4 separate regions of the Homo sapiens genome follow, and regions 2, 3 and 4 are each linked to region 1. The links are chromatin contacts, found by Hi-C or POLR2A ChIA-PET in ENCODE. All regions are on one chromosome and are shown on one strand. Each heading gives the region's core, a stretch centred on a gene start or an enhancer-like site at or near the end of the contact. The rest is flanking DNA. Distances are from core to core; before and after follow the strand shown.

Region 1 (2,789 bases), core at 133-2,632:
AGTCTGCTTACAACCAGCTAACCTCCAGCAAAACAGAACTCTCAAATTATCAGTTAATATGCAAACATTAAAATAAGAACGAGCTCCGTTGTGAGAGTCCAAAATTCTTCTCAAGTTCACTACTTCAAATGTAATTCAGCTGTTAGTCCCAGCCTCTGACCTCCCCCACTCACCCTGCAATGTTCAAAAATATTTTATCTGGAGGCACAAAGATCACCCGACCCACGTTCTACGTGGTAAGGTTCCTTCGCATACATAAAAAAGAAAAGCTATCTAGAATCATGACACTGCCTCTAATAAAGCATCCCACATGCTAGAGTAGGTATCTTTCAAAAAATAATGACACAATGGATCTCATATGTAGATCCATCGCCACTGCCCTTAAGATCCTGTAGTTCTTGACAACTTTACGCTACGTACATGGCTTAAAAACATCGAAACAGGTTATAAGTTTAGGATTGGATGGCTCCAAGAGGACTGCATTTAATGGGTTACAAGCCTGTAGGGGTGTGTAAAAAGCACAATCGCACAGGACAGCTATGAGGCAAGACAAAGTGGCTGGCGAGTTCAGTTTGCGGGGCGGTTTCCTAAGGATCGGATAAGCCTATCTGGACTATTTAGGCAACCAGGGATAATAAGATGCAAAACCACCAGAAACGCAGGTTCGCTGCAACAATGTTGTGTTCAGCATAGCACAGAGGACTAGCCTCCGCAAATTTCCACCTCTCACAAGCAGCTACTGCCCTCAACCACCTGGATTTGCACGGACGCCCGGTCCCCACCTCCCGGCTCCTGGGCACCCGGCCAGTGCCTTTGGCGCACTCAAGACAGGGGCAAATGCTTGACTCTGGAAAACCCCCGAAACGCTACAAACGGCCCAGGCCAGGAATCCAGGGGAAGACTTGATCTCCGACAACACGAATGCCAGAGACGGCTCTCGAAGGGTCTCCCGACAGGTCCTAGCGCCCGCCGGCTGGAAGAGGTCCCGACAGGGTTAACCAACAGCCGCGCTCGCCAGGCAGCAGGGGACCGCGAGCCCACGGCCTCCGGAGCCGCGACGCGAGCGGCCAGGGCCCTCAGAGAAGGGTCAGCGGCAGAACCGCGACGCCCGAGCAACTTTCGGTGCTGCCGGCGTGCACCAGCCGAGCAGCGCCTCGCAGAACTCCCAACTCAGCTCCAGAAGCCCAGGCCCCTAACGCGGTCGTTTCTCCGACACCTGGCTCGGAGACCTAAAGACCGACAGCCGCCTGTCCCAGCACACACCATCTGCAACCCTACCTCCGCAAAAGCAAATGGCCCTTCGGCCGAGAAATGTCGCCAAACTGCCGTCTTCCCTCCTCGGCCGCTGCGACAAACACCCCACAAAATGGCGGCAGCGCCGTCGCCCTAGAATCCCCCGAGTCGCCTCTAGCACCACCTACGCCGCGCGAACGCGCCTGCGTGACAGAACCTTGCGCGCTCCCGCCGCTCCACCTAAGGGCGGGGCTCCACGTGACGTAAGAGCGGGGCTCGAGCCTCCACACTGCGGCTGCGCGGCCCAAGCATTTCCACCCCCCCCCCCCCGCCCACCCGGTCCCGGGGCCTCTAGGCCGGGAGGGTGTTTACGTTCTCTACGGGCTCGGGTGGAACCGGGAAGGAACGCCCGTGTCCCGCCCTCAGTGTGTACCGCGTGTCTGCCCCCTCCCCCGGGACCTCAACTCCCGCAGCCGGCACCCGACAACGGCCCCAAAACCGCCTAGGGCGGGCCTTGGCTGGTCCCTGGGCTGTTCCCTGGACTGGGTGCTTGTCCTGCCCACTTGGCGCTTCCAGTCTAAGGTGGATTCGGACAAAGAGGCTGTCTCAGAAAACAAGCTCAAGGGGTGCTAATCTTTTCAAGGCACGTGCTCCTATTCAGAACAAAACAAAAACCCGGAGGTTTCAATGGAGACTCCTGACAAGGTTTTCCTGTTAGGATCCCTACCTCCTGAGCAGTTAAGGTCGCTGGAAGTTTCCCTAACGAAGTTTTCCCCATTTTTTTTTGTCCCTGCGGGCTGATTTTATTCAAGGCTGAAAAATGTCTCTGAGCTAGTGATAGTCCGTTATGGGGCTTGCTTACCTCAAATAAGGTATTCTGCAGTTCTGAGGACCCTCAGGCAGTTCCCCCGTGTAAGTATGTAACATGAGAAATATTAGGGTCAAAGTCGGAGCCCTGTGGGGAACACTCAAGGGCCAGAGGGAAAGGGGCCTGAGAAGGAATGATCAGCAGAGGAGGAGAACCAAGAATAGGGTGTCAAAGCAAGGAAGGGCGTAAGTGAGGGAAAGGGTTTAGGTGAGACTGAAGATCGTGGGGGGGGACGGCGGGCGGGGTGGGGGTTGGCTTCTGTATTCTGACGGGGATTCGCTGGATAAAAGGGAAAGCTAGAAATCAAATTTGGGAGGGTAGGGTTGAACTCTTGCGGGTATTAGCCCAGTAGCATGTGGGAGACCTGTTATCCTGTTAGGTGAAAGGAGGGAACGGAAATACCTTTAGTGATCTAACATGATAGAAACTTGTGCCATCTGGTTTGGGTAAGTAGGGTAAATTTAGATAAATCTCGGAGATTGTACAGCATTTCAAAAAGTAAGTTGAATTTTCATGGAGATTGCACTCCAAGAAGCGAAGTTGAAAAGAAACTTGGAAAACTGGAAGGGTAAACTCTTTATGCTACAGAATGAAACAAATGATATTATTTTCATCTAGAATAGCCACCATTTTTGCATCTACAAATTTAAATCTTACTCATCCTTGAAAGGCCATTTCTTTAAGATGC
Region 2 (2,795 bases), core at 221-2,720, 2.1 Mb before region 1:
TAACCCCCCACACCCACCCATGAGAGCCGGCCAACCCCTTAAGTCCAGTGCCCCAAGCACCTACCCTGACCTTGGTCTAAGAGCCCCAGGGATCTGTTTGCAGGAAGAGACACTCCCTTTTGCAGATAAAAACAAAGTCAGACCCTGGGGGCATGAGCAGACTCAGCCAGGAAGAGAAGCCCCCCTTCCTACTTCCCCACACCCCACCCGAAACAAGCAGGCTCTGCCCAGCGCAAGCAGAGCTTCCCAACGTGTGGTGCCTGGAGGCCGCTGAGGGCCGGACCACCAGACTAGGAGAGAAGACTCCCTAGTGACCTTGGTCAAGGAAATCCCTTTGCTTCTGAGCGCCTCAGTTGGCACAGCTATAAAATGGGGGTGGAAATCTTTCCTTCCCACAGCGCCCAAATAAAACCAGAAGAGTCCAGAAGAAACCAGGTGGTCACACTAGTGGGGGAGGAAACCAGGGTCCTGGGGAAGGGGGGGCTCCCCAACGCGGGCCAAGTGCACGCTGTGGGGCTCTGGGAAGCTTACCCAGCCACCCCTCCCCAGGCATAGTGCTGGGGGGCCGAGGCGCGGACACAGCCCCGAGAGGGGCCTCCCTCGTCCGCTTCCTACTCTTTTGCGCCGCTCTCGGAGGGACACCGGGGGCGGGAGGCGAGACTGCAGCGCAGGGGCCAGAACGCTGCGACTTTAAGAGCCGAGGATCCCGGACCATGTGCTCGGCGTGAGACAAAAGCAACAACAAAGGAAGTGGCGGCCGCAGGGGGAGGGGGGCGGCTCCTTCCTCTCCAACCGCAGCGCTCAGCTGCAGGAGAGGGGAGATACGGCCCGGCCACGGGGGGCCTTGGGGGGGGTTCCTGATCCCTGGGGTCTCGCTGCCCGCAGTCTGGACCGCCCGTGATTAACCCCTACGGAGCCACCTAGATCACGGCCCCCATTCCCAGGGGAGGGGAACAGAAGGTCCATGGGTGGGGGAATAGGAAGTTGGGGGCCCTGGCACCGACTCACCTTTGGCCGCCCGGCCACACGTTGACTCCTTTGTTCCCGATCTAGGACGGCCAAACTGGGCAGGGGGCGGGGGAGGGGGGGGGTGCCTGTCTGGATCCTTTAAGAGCTCCCGCCCTGCGGAACAATGTGCTCCCCTCCCCACCCCCGGGTCCGGGGGCAGCCCGGCTCCTTCCGGGGCCTCTCTCTTTGTTGTCCGCCCGACGGCGTCTGCCTCGCGAGGCCCACGCGCGATCAGTCTCTCTCGGCCCAGGCCCTCAGGGAGCGGGAGGCGGCGCAGGACGCAGCTGGGTCTGCGCGGCAGCCGGCGGCTGGCCCTTTAAGAACTGTCCGCGGCGGCAGCGGAATGTAACAAACCCCACATTTGATTCACAACATTCGAAGCGGCGGGGTCGCGCGCCAGACGGGAGGGGGCTCGCGGGGGCGCGCCGGGAGGCTCCGGCAAACAGTAGCCCGCTGCAAGCCCGCAGGGGCCCCGCCCCGCGCCGGGAGCTCCGCCCTGAGAGCCAATCACTCGCCGCGACCACGCACGTGACTAGTGGGCCACCATCTTGAATTTTTTTAACCTCCTCCTCGCCCCCACCTTCGCACTTAAAGGGACCGCAGCCATAGTCAAAAGCAAGGGGCGGGGCCGCATATCCTGACATAAAGATGGGGAGACCCCAGGGTGGGCAAAACCGATCGGCTGCAACTCGAACTTGCTATGCAAACTCGCTAACTACTCGCGCCTCTGAGGCTCAGTTTCCCTGCCGAAGAAATGGGTCCCGCCAGGAGAACCGGCAGTACGGACTTACTGTGTCATGGTCCCCTCCTCGGGGACAGGGTGCCGCCTGAGATACTGAAGTGCAATGGGTCTGACCTCTGACGGGGCGAGAGCGGCCCAAGTGGTTATGCTGGCTCTAACAACCCTGGGCCGGCCACCTTCCCGGAGATGACGTCACCCCCAAGAGCTGCAGCACCGCGCTGACATCATGGCCCGGCCGCCCCACTTCTCCTTGTTTATACTACACGGCGTCTTTAAAAAGCTGGTACGGCCCAGATTGCCCAACAGACCAATGGCGGACCACCCATGCAAACGAGCTAACGTCTGCCGGGCAAGGAGATTGGCCCTGCTCGCGCTGACGTCACAGAGACATTTAACCGCCACGCCCCCAGCGTGGCGGTGGAGGAAGAGAGGCGGGGAACAGGTTGTAGTTTAAAGCAAAAGTGCAGGCGCTGGGCGCTCTAGCTGCTAGGCTGGGCTTGAGAGTTTGGTGTCCCCGCGGAGACCTCCCTAGCCAGGGAAACTGGGAACTAAGCCCAGTGAAGCGTCTATACTTTAGTTTTCTATTCCTCTCAGCAGCTATGAGACGGAGGGATTACTATAGCCAGTTCATTTTACAGATGGGGAAAGTGAGGGCCTTCCCTTACTCCAGATCACACAACTAGAAGTGTGGCGGAGCAGGAGTGTGAACCTAATCCAAAGCCGAGCCTCGTTCTCCTTTGCCTCGAAGCCCACCCACCCGGGCAAAATTTATACAAAATGGGGTATTACCTCCACCACAATTATATAAGCAGAAAATCAGTAATTTGCTAAATATCCAAGAGCTGGAACAGGTCGAATAATGAATATTGGGTGCATGCATATAATCAATAACGACTCTTGGGCAGTTACCACAAAGAGGCAGCTGGAGGCGACACGGGGCTATCTCCAAGACAGCCATAAACAAGGCGCCAATGCAAAATGTTAACATCTGTTAACCTGTGTGGTGGGCCATGGGGCAGGGGGATGGGGGGCTCATTTTCTATGC
Region 3 (2,980 bases), core at 305-2,804, 2.3 Mb before region 1:
GCAGTGGCGCGATCTTGGCTCACTGCAAGCTCCACCTCCCGGGTTCACGCCATTCTCCTGCCTTAGCCTCCCAAGTAGCTGGGACTACAGGCGTCTGCCACCACGCCTGGCTAATTTTTTGTATTTTTAGTAGAGATGGGGTTTCACCGCACTAGCCAGGATGGTCTTGATCTCCTGACCTTGCGATCCGCCCACCTCGGCCTCCCAAAGTGCTAGGATTACAAGCGTGAGCCACCGCGCCCGACCCCAGTTTTTTTTTTAAGCTATCTCTTACAGAAAGGCTATCCCAAATTTAAAGAGAAGGAAACTGGCCGGGTGCGGTGGCTCACGCCTGTAATCCCAGCATTTTGCGAGACCCAGGCGGGCAGATCACTTGAGGTCAGGAGTTCGAGACTAGCCTGGCCAACATGGTGAAACCCCATCTCTACTAAAAATACAAAAATTAGCCGGGCATGGTGGCGGGCGCCTGTAATCCCAGCTACTCGGGAGGCTGAGGCAGGAGAATAGCTTGAACCCGGGAGGCGGAGGTTGCAGTGAGCCGAGATCGAGCCACTGTACTCCAGCCTGGGCGACGGAGTGAGACTCGGTCTCAAAAATAAAAATTAAAAAAATTAAAAAAATGTTAAAAATAATAATAAAGAGAAGGAAACTAAAAATCAGAGGAGTTAAGTAAATTTGTCCACGGTCACAGATAAGTGGTCCGTGCGCAAGGTAGGTAGTTTCATGCCCAGTTTACAGGGGAGTTAAAACGAGGGCCTGAGAAAGTTACTCTTGTTTTTCAGCTTGCTACACCGTCCCTCTATCCCGATAGGACTCAGACAGAGCAAACAAGTTATTGATAGTTCTTCACTAACGAGCATCGCAAAGGCCGAATTCAGCCATCCTCCCAGTCCAGGGAGCATTCCCGCCCCAGACACGTCCCCTTCCCCTTTCCCTTTCCCTGTGCCCCCACCCCCCAGCTCACCGTCCCTCTGCCTCTCCTTCACAATATACAAGACGGTGCCGCCAGGATACGAAAGGCCGGCTGCTTCACCCACCCCTCCAGGCTAAGATTAGGGCCAGGACCCTAGCCGAAGGCGGGGTGTGGGGAGATGAGGTTGAGGACAAGCCGCGGGGGCTCGGGCTGGGCTGGTCCCACGAAGCGGAGGGGAAGCCCGTACGGGAGCTGCAGGGCATTCCCGGAGAGAAGCCCCATTACGGAGACCCCAGAGAGCGGAGCCAGGGAGGCAAGAGGCGACCCAGCCGAGCTCGAAGCCGGGATGAAGGGTTAAGAGGTGCGGGGAGAGGGGAGTGGCTTGGAGGGGCCCCGAGATCGGGCCTCGCCGGAAGCGCCCCTCCTGATCGCCAGAGAACGCAGCCCCAAGGGAGGGCCCAGGCCCGCCATCTGTTCACCTGTGATCCTGCTGCCGCGGGACTGCCTGCGGCCCGGAGTCCGGCACTAAAAAGGTTCCGAGGGCCCACGTCTCCCGAGAGGCTGTGGCGCAGTCTGGACCCAAGCCATTGTGAGAGCGGCGGCGATTTCGAAGGTCCCCAAGACCCACTAGGTAGCAGTACCACCCAGCGGGCAGGCAGCACTGCAGATAAAGCCTCCGGAGACCGCGGGATCTCGCGCGAGACTTGGCCCAGCGGAGCACAGGGCATGCTGGGAGTTGTTGTCCACGATCGCGAGACCCGCCCCCTCCCCATGCCCTTCGCCGCCCAGCGAGTTGTGGAGCCGCAGCTCCGAGTGTGGAATCCGCCAGCCCCGAGAGGAAACGCCACACTTCACCACCACTTCCTCAGCGCGTGTGCTGTGCCTGGGTCCGTGACAAGCTAAGGGAAGACGGAGGTAGCATAGTAAAATGACACCCACAAACCCAAGCCCTCAAGGCTCAAAAAGGGCTGCCAAGTGCGAGCACTTGTCATCCTGTTTTTCCCACTTCACGGAGGTGAAGCTGAGACTGGGAGAGATGAGAAGTCACTTCGATTAGCAAGCGGTGCAGTGAGCACGGACTGTCTCCCAAAACAGCGGGGTTAGGCAGGGTTCGTACTAGTAGCTGAACCAAAAAAGGGAACCGACCTCACCTGCCTCCCCTAGGGAAGGCGATCCTAATATCATTTCTCTTTTACATAAAGGAGAGTGAGGCTTAGAGGCGCCAGCTGAGGTGTCAGTCACATCCTGAAGGAAGACTTCTCTTATCCCTGAAGGGTTCACAAAGAAGGCGAAGCAACGAAGTTACAGCAGAATTTGCAAAAATCTATCCACGTTTCTACCCCAGTCCAAAGCTCGCCATCAAAACTCATCTCAGGAGAGCTATGATTGGTGGTGCAGGGTGAATGTCACATTTAGATTTCAGCATTTGAGGCTTCCAGCCGTACTGGCAGAACTGAGAGGCCTTGCTCATGCGACTTGAAACTTAAGCGCTGTTTCCAGACCAGGGTGCTTGAGTGCACTAAGAATTAAAGTCTTTGATGAATTCTATAATTAGCTTATCAACAGCACAATTACATTGCAGTATAATTGTGTGTATATGTGTGCGTGCGTGTGTGTGTTAAAGGTGTTCCTTTGTTAATTTGGAGCTTTTAAAATATGCCATATTTTTTAACCTCTGTGGAAGCAAAGCTGGCACCTTGCTCTTTATCCACCACAGGAAGGGATGTATATCACCTCTCAGTCAGAAAAGGAAGAAATAGCACTTTGCACCCTTATGTAGATCATAAGGTGGGATCATCTCATTTATTTCTTAGCCACAAATACATGAAAACTTAAGACTTTCCTGGAAGTTACTATTTGATTAAAACAACTTTTTCTGGCTGGGCACGGTGGTTCAGGCCTGTAATCCCAACACTTTCAGAGGCTGAGGCGTTCGAGACCATCCTGGCCAACACGGCGAAACCCCGTCTCTACTAAAATACAAAAATCAGCCAGGCGTAGTGACAGGTGCCTGTAATCCCAGCTATTCTGGAGACTGAGGCAGGAGAATCTCTTGAACCTGGGAGA
Region 4 (3,079 bases), core at 492-2,991, 2.2 Mb after region 1:
GATTTTTCCTTAAAGTAAAAAACTGAAATAGAACATTCTCATGCCAAGTAGTGGAGAAGAGATTTCTAGTTGTCGTAGGGGAGGAGGTGAGCAAAGGCGATACTAAAAGGGAGGCTGATTTTCTGAATCAAACCCGGCAGGGACTGGCTTGGAGTCATTGACACAATTAGTCTATTAGGCTAGTGTAACACTAAATATAGGGACAAGTCTCAGAAGGGAAGAACTACTTACGTCTTATTTGTTCTTTAAACACTCTACATCAGTGATTTTGATAACGACTTGTCATATGTAACAATCTGCCAATAACTGGTTGAGTTAATGTAAAAAAATAATTTTCTAACGGCTGTTTAGTTTCTTCTGTAAAAATCCCTACCCTAATACACTGTATTGAGTATACCATTGTTTGAAGTAACAACAAATTGGAGACAACCCAAATGCCCCCGAATAGATCTAAAAAAGGACAGAACATCGAAAACATCCAAACAATGGCCCATCCAATACTTACCACAGCTCTGTAAAACAAAACGAAACAAAACACAACTTCTGTGTTCTGACATGTAGAGACCAGTAAGATAAAGTGAAAGAATCAAGGAGTTAGAAGGATTTCTATCACCTGTGTGAAAAAAGGGGGAACTAACTAGTTATATTTGCCAGTATTTGCAGAAATTCGGAAAAGATACAAAGGAACAAAAGTGGTTACCTAAGAGGGTAGGGCCTAGGAAGATACCTAAGCGGGATGGGAAGAAATCTTTCACTGGTAACTTTTTATATTTTTAATATCCCAGCCATATGAATATATTACATATTTCATATTATTATTTTTTTTAAGCCTTGAGCTTTCACAAAGAAATGCTCCTGCTGGCCAACTACTTTAAATGTCTTAGAGCAGCACACCCAGCCCTGGCATTCCCCAGTGATCTTTTCCGTCCCACCCCTGGGTTCCCGCAGGCTGTCCCCTGGGTCTAAGAAACTCTTCGACCTTCCTCTCCCTACCTAGTTAACTCCTTTTCTGCTTGCAGGAACACGCGGCAGGTCGCCTCCTCCCCGGTGCACCCGTCTGTATGCAGGTGCGCTTCCCCAGATGAGGGCTAGGACGCACCTCCGGGGTCTCTATTCACACCTGCAGCGGGAGCTTATCATCATCACTCACCGACCAAAAAAAAAAAAGAAAAAAAGGTGGTGGGGTGGAGCGGAGGGGAAGAAGGTCGAATCAGATCACCCCTAGAGGTCTCTCTGCCCTCGCAATCACTCTCAAGTCCTAGAGTACCAAACTTAACTGCAGAGGGAGCACGAAATGGTGGGTATTTTGAAGCGCTAATTTTTAGGGATCCCCTCCCATCCAAAACAGGGATGAATAGTTGAGGAACACCGGAGCGGGGCCCTGGCCCTTCTCGGAACGTTGAGCAGACCTAACATGACGCTGGTCCGTTCAAACGTCGCAGTTGTGGCCCACACAGAGCCCAGTCTGTTCCAGGGGCGCGCCCTGCACCCCTCTGCCTGCCCGAGGTCTTCCCTCCCCTCCGCTCCCCAGAAACGCACCCACTGAGACATGTGCGGGGAGGGGGCACGCTTACTCCCACATCCCGCCCGAGACCCGCGGAGCAGCCAAGACCCGGCCAAAAAGGGGAGGGCGTGGCAGGCAAGGGCCGGGGGCGGGAGCGCGGGCGGCCGCGGACTCACGTACTGGCTGTGGCGGCGCCGCGGGAACCCGGCCGCCAGCGGGACAAAAGCGCGGACCGCACGGCCGGAAGAACCCGCGCCGGCCCTGGGGCACTTCCGCGCCCTCTCTGGGACGCTGGAGGACTGACTCGATGGTCCGGGCCGACGGCGCCGGCGGGAGGGAGGGAGGGGAGCGCCTCCTCGGCTATTTATTGAGGACCAGCTGCAGGGCGCGCGCTCCAGGCGCGGCCAGGAGGCCGTGGGCGGGGCTTTCTGTTTCCGTGCCCATTAGCTTCTGGGGTAGGCTGGGGGAGGGGCACAGGTAATAAAGTAAATACCTGCCTACCTGGTTCCTGAACACGTGATTCATTGCCAGGTGTGGGTGCGGGGACGTTCCCGGAAGTGGGGGCCTGGCGGGAAATGGGGGAATCCGGGAGGGGCGCAGGACAGCGCTGGGCTGGGGACCCATTGCCTTCTCAGCTGGTTGGGGGCTGGCCCGAGAGCACCAGCCCTTCCTGGTCGTCAGCACCAGAAGCGCCCCCGGTTAGGCACTGGGGATGCGGAGTGGGAGCGCGCCCCTGGAGCCGTCCCTGGGACCGGGCCACGCTCCCACCCGGGGCGCCAGCTTGGCAGCGACCTCGCCCCCTGCCCACCCCACCGCCGGTGTCGGCTTCCAAACCCAGGGCCTAAAATGACTTTGAAGACCTTTTTTTTTTTTTTAAATTAATGTTTGTGGGTACATAGTAGGTGTCCCTATTTGTCGAGTACGTGAGATATCTTGATACAGACAGGAATGCAATGCGTAATAATCATATCAGGGTTAATGGCGTGTCCATCACTTCAAGCATTTATCCTTTGTGTTACAAGCAATCAAATTATATTCTTATTTTTAAATATACAACTAAGTTATTGGCTATAGTCAGCCTTTTTTAAAAACAGCAACATCTAAATATTTTTCATATTAAGTTTAAATAATTGCAAAGGGTATATTTTTGGCATGCTGTTAATATTAAGAACAAAATTGCTTTCAAGTGTATCCAATGGAATCTAAATCCCTGAAGATTTGGTATTATCCACTTTTAACAGTCATAAGTTTTACATCTTTTAGGGTTTTTTTCCTTGAACTTTTATGTCCCTCACCGGCTTTTTATTCTACTGTAAAAATATTTTCATTCTATGTGCCTCATTGAATTTTATCCTAGTGTAAAATAGTTCTATGCATTGTTTTATTGTTTATTGTTTATCCTAGCATATATGTCCGTAACGAAAGTAGATTACATTTTTTCTTAGTGTTATTTTCTGGATTATTAGCAAAATTATATAAATATTTCAAAATGTTTACTGTTAATTCTTAGACAAAAAGTGAAGTGCTTTGGAAGCACAACTTGTAATGAGATGGATTTTGTTTTACAGCTCAAAT

The links. Hi-C counts contacts between places; a loop is a spot of excess contacts on that map. ChIA-PET counts read pairs that join two places held with the same protein, here RNA polymerase II (POLR2A). Pooled maps may share reads with other maps.
Region 2: a loop to region 1 is called in a map of gastrocnemius medialis, with 11 times the contacts of the local background. The contact joins the promoter of RNF44 here to the promoter of CLK4 in region 1. A Hi-C loop is called at or near these places in 1 of 168 maps with a recorded cell type or tissue (gastrocnemius medialis), 1 of 37 single-sample maps with no recorded cell type and 15 of 50 pooled maps.
Region 3: a loop to region 1 is called in a map with no recorded cell type, with 19 times the contacts of the local background. The contact joins the promoter of KIAA1191 here to the promoter of CLK4 in region 1. A Hi-C loop is called at or near these places in 1 of 37 single-sample maps with no recorded cell type and 7 of 50 pooled maps. POLR2A ChIA-PET finds 5 or more read pairs at or near these places in 1 of 52 experiments (activated B cell).
Region 4: a loop to region 1 is called in a pooled map, with 17 times the contacts of the local background. The contact joins the promoter of ZFP62 here to the promoter of CLK4 in region 1. A Hi-C loop is called at or near these places in 1 of 37 single-sample maps with no recorded cell type and 8 of 50 pooled maps. POLR2A ChIA-PET finds 5 or more read pairs at or near these places in 1 of 52 experiments (activated T-cell).

What each region holds. Positions count from the first base shown.
Region 1 is chr5:178,625,668-178,628,456 of GRCh38, forward strand. It overlaps CLK4 (CDC like kinase 4), which reads right to left and starts at 1,383. Exons shown (of 13, transcript NM_020666.3): 1 at 1,279-1,383. RefSeq lists enhancers at 329-1,009, 742-1,351.
Region 2 is chr5:176,535,932-176,538,726 of GRCh38, forward strand. RNF44 (ring finger protein 44) reads right to left here and starts at 1,471. Exons shown (of 11, transcript NM_014901.5): 1 at 1,009-1,471. LOC124901143 (a long non-coding RNA gene) reads left to right here and starts at 1,998. Exons shown (of 2, transcript XR_007059071.1): 1 at 1,998-2,192. RefSeq lists silencers at 965-1,154, 1,235-1,494 and enhancers at 1,605-2,044, 2,285-2,464.
Region 3 is chr5:176,360,210-176,363,189 of GRCh38, forward strand. It overlaps KIAA1191, which reads right to left and starts at 1,555. Exons shown (of 9, transcript NM_020444.5): 1 at 1,393-1,555. RefSeq lists an enhancer at 1,311-1,630.
Region 4 is chr5:180,859,535-180,862,613 of GRCh38, forward strand. It overlaps ZFP62 (ZFP62 zinc finger protein), which reads right to left and starts at 1,742. Exons shown (of 2, transcript NM_001172638.2): 1 at 1,685-1,742. The coding sequence starts at 1,685. RefSeq lists enhancers at 1,322-1,401, 1,879-2,785 and a silencer at 1,502-1,951.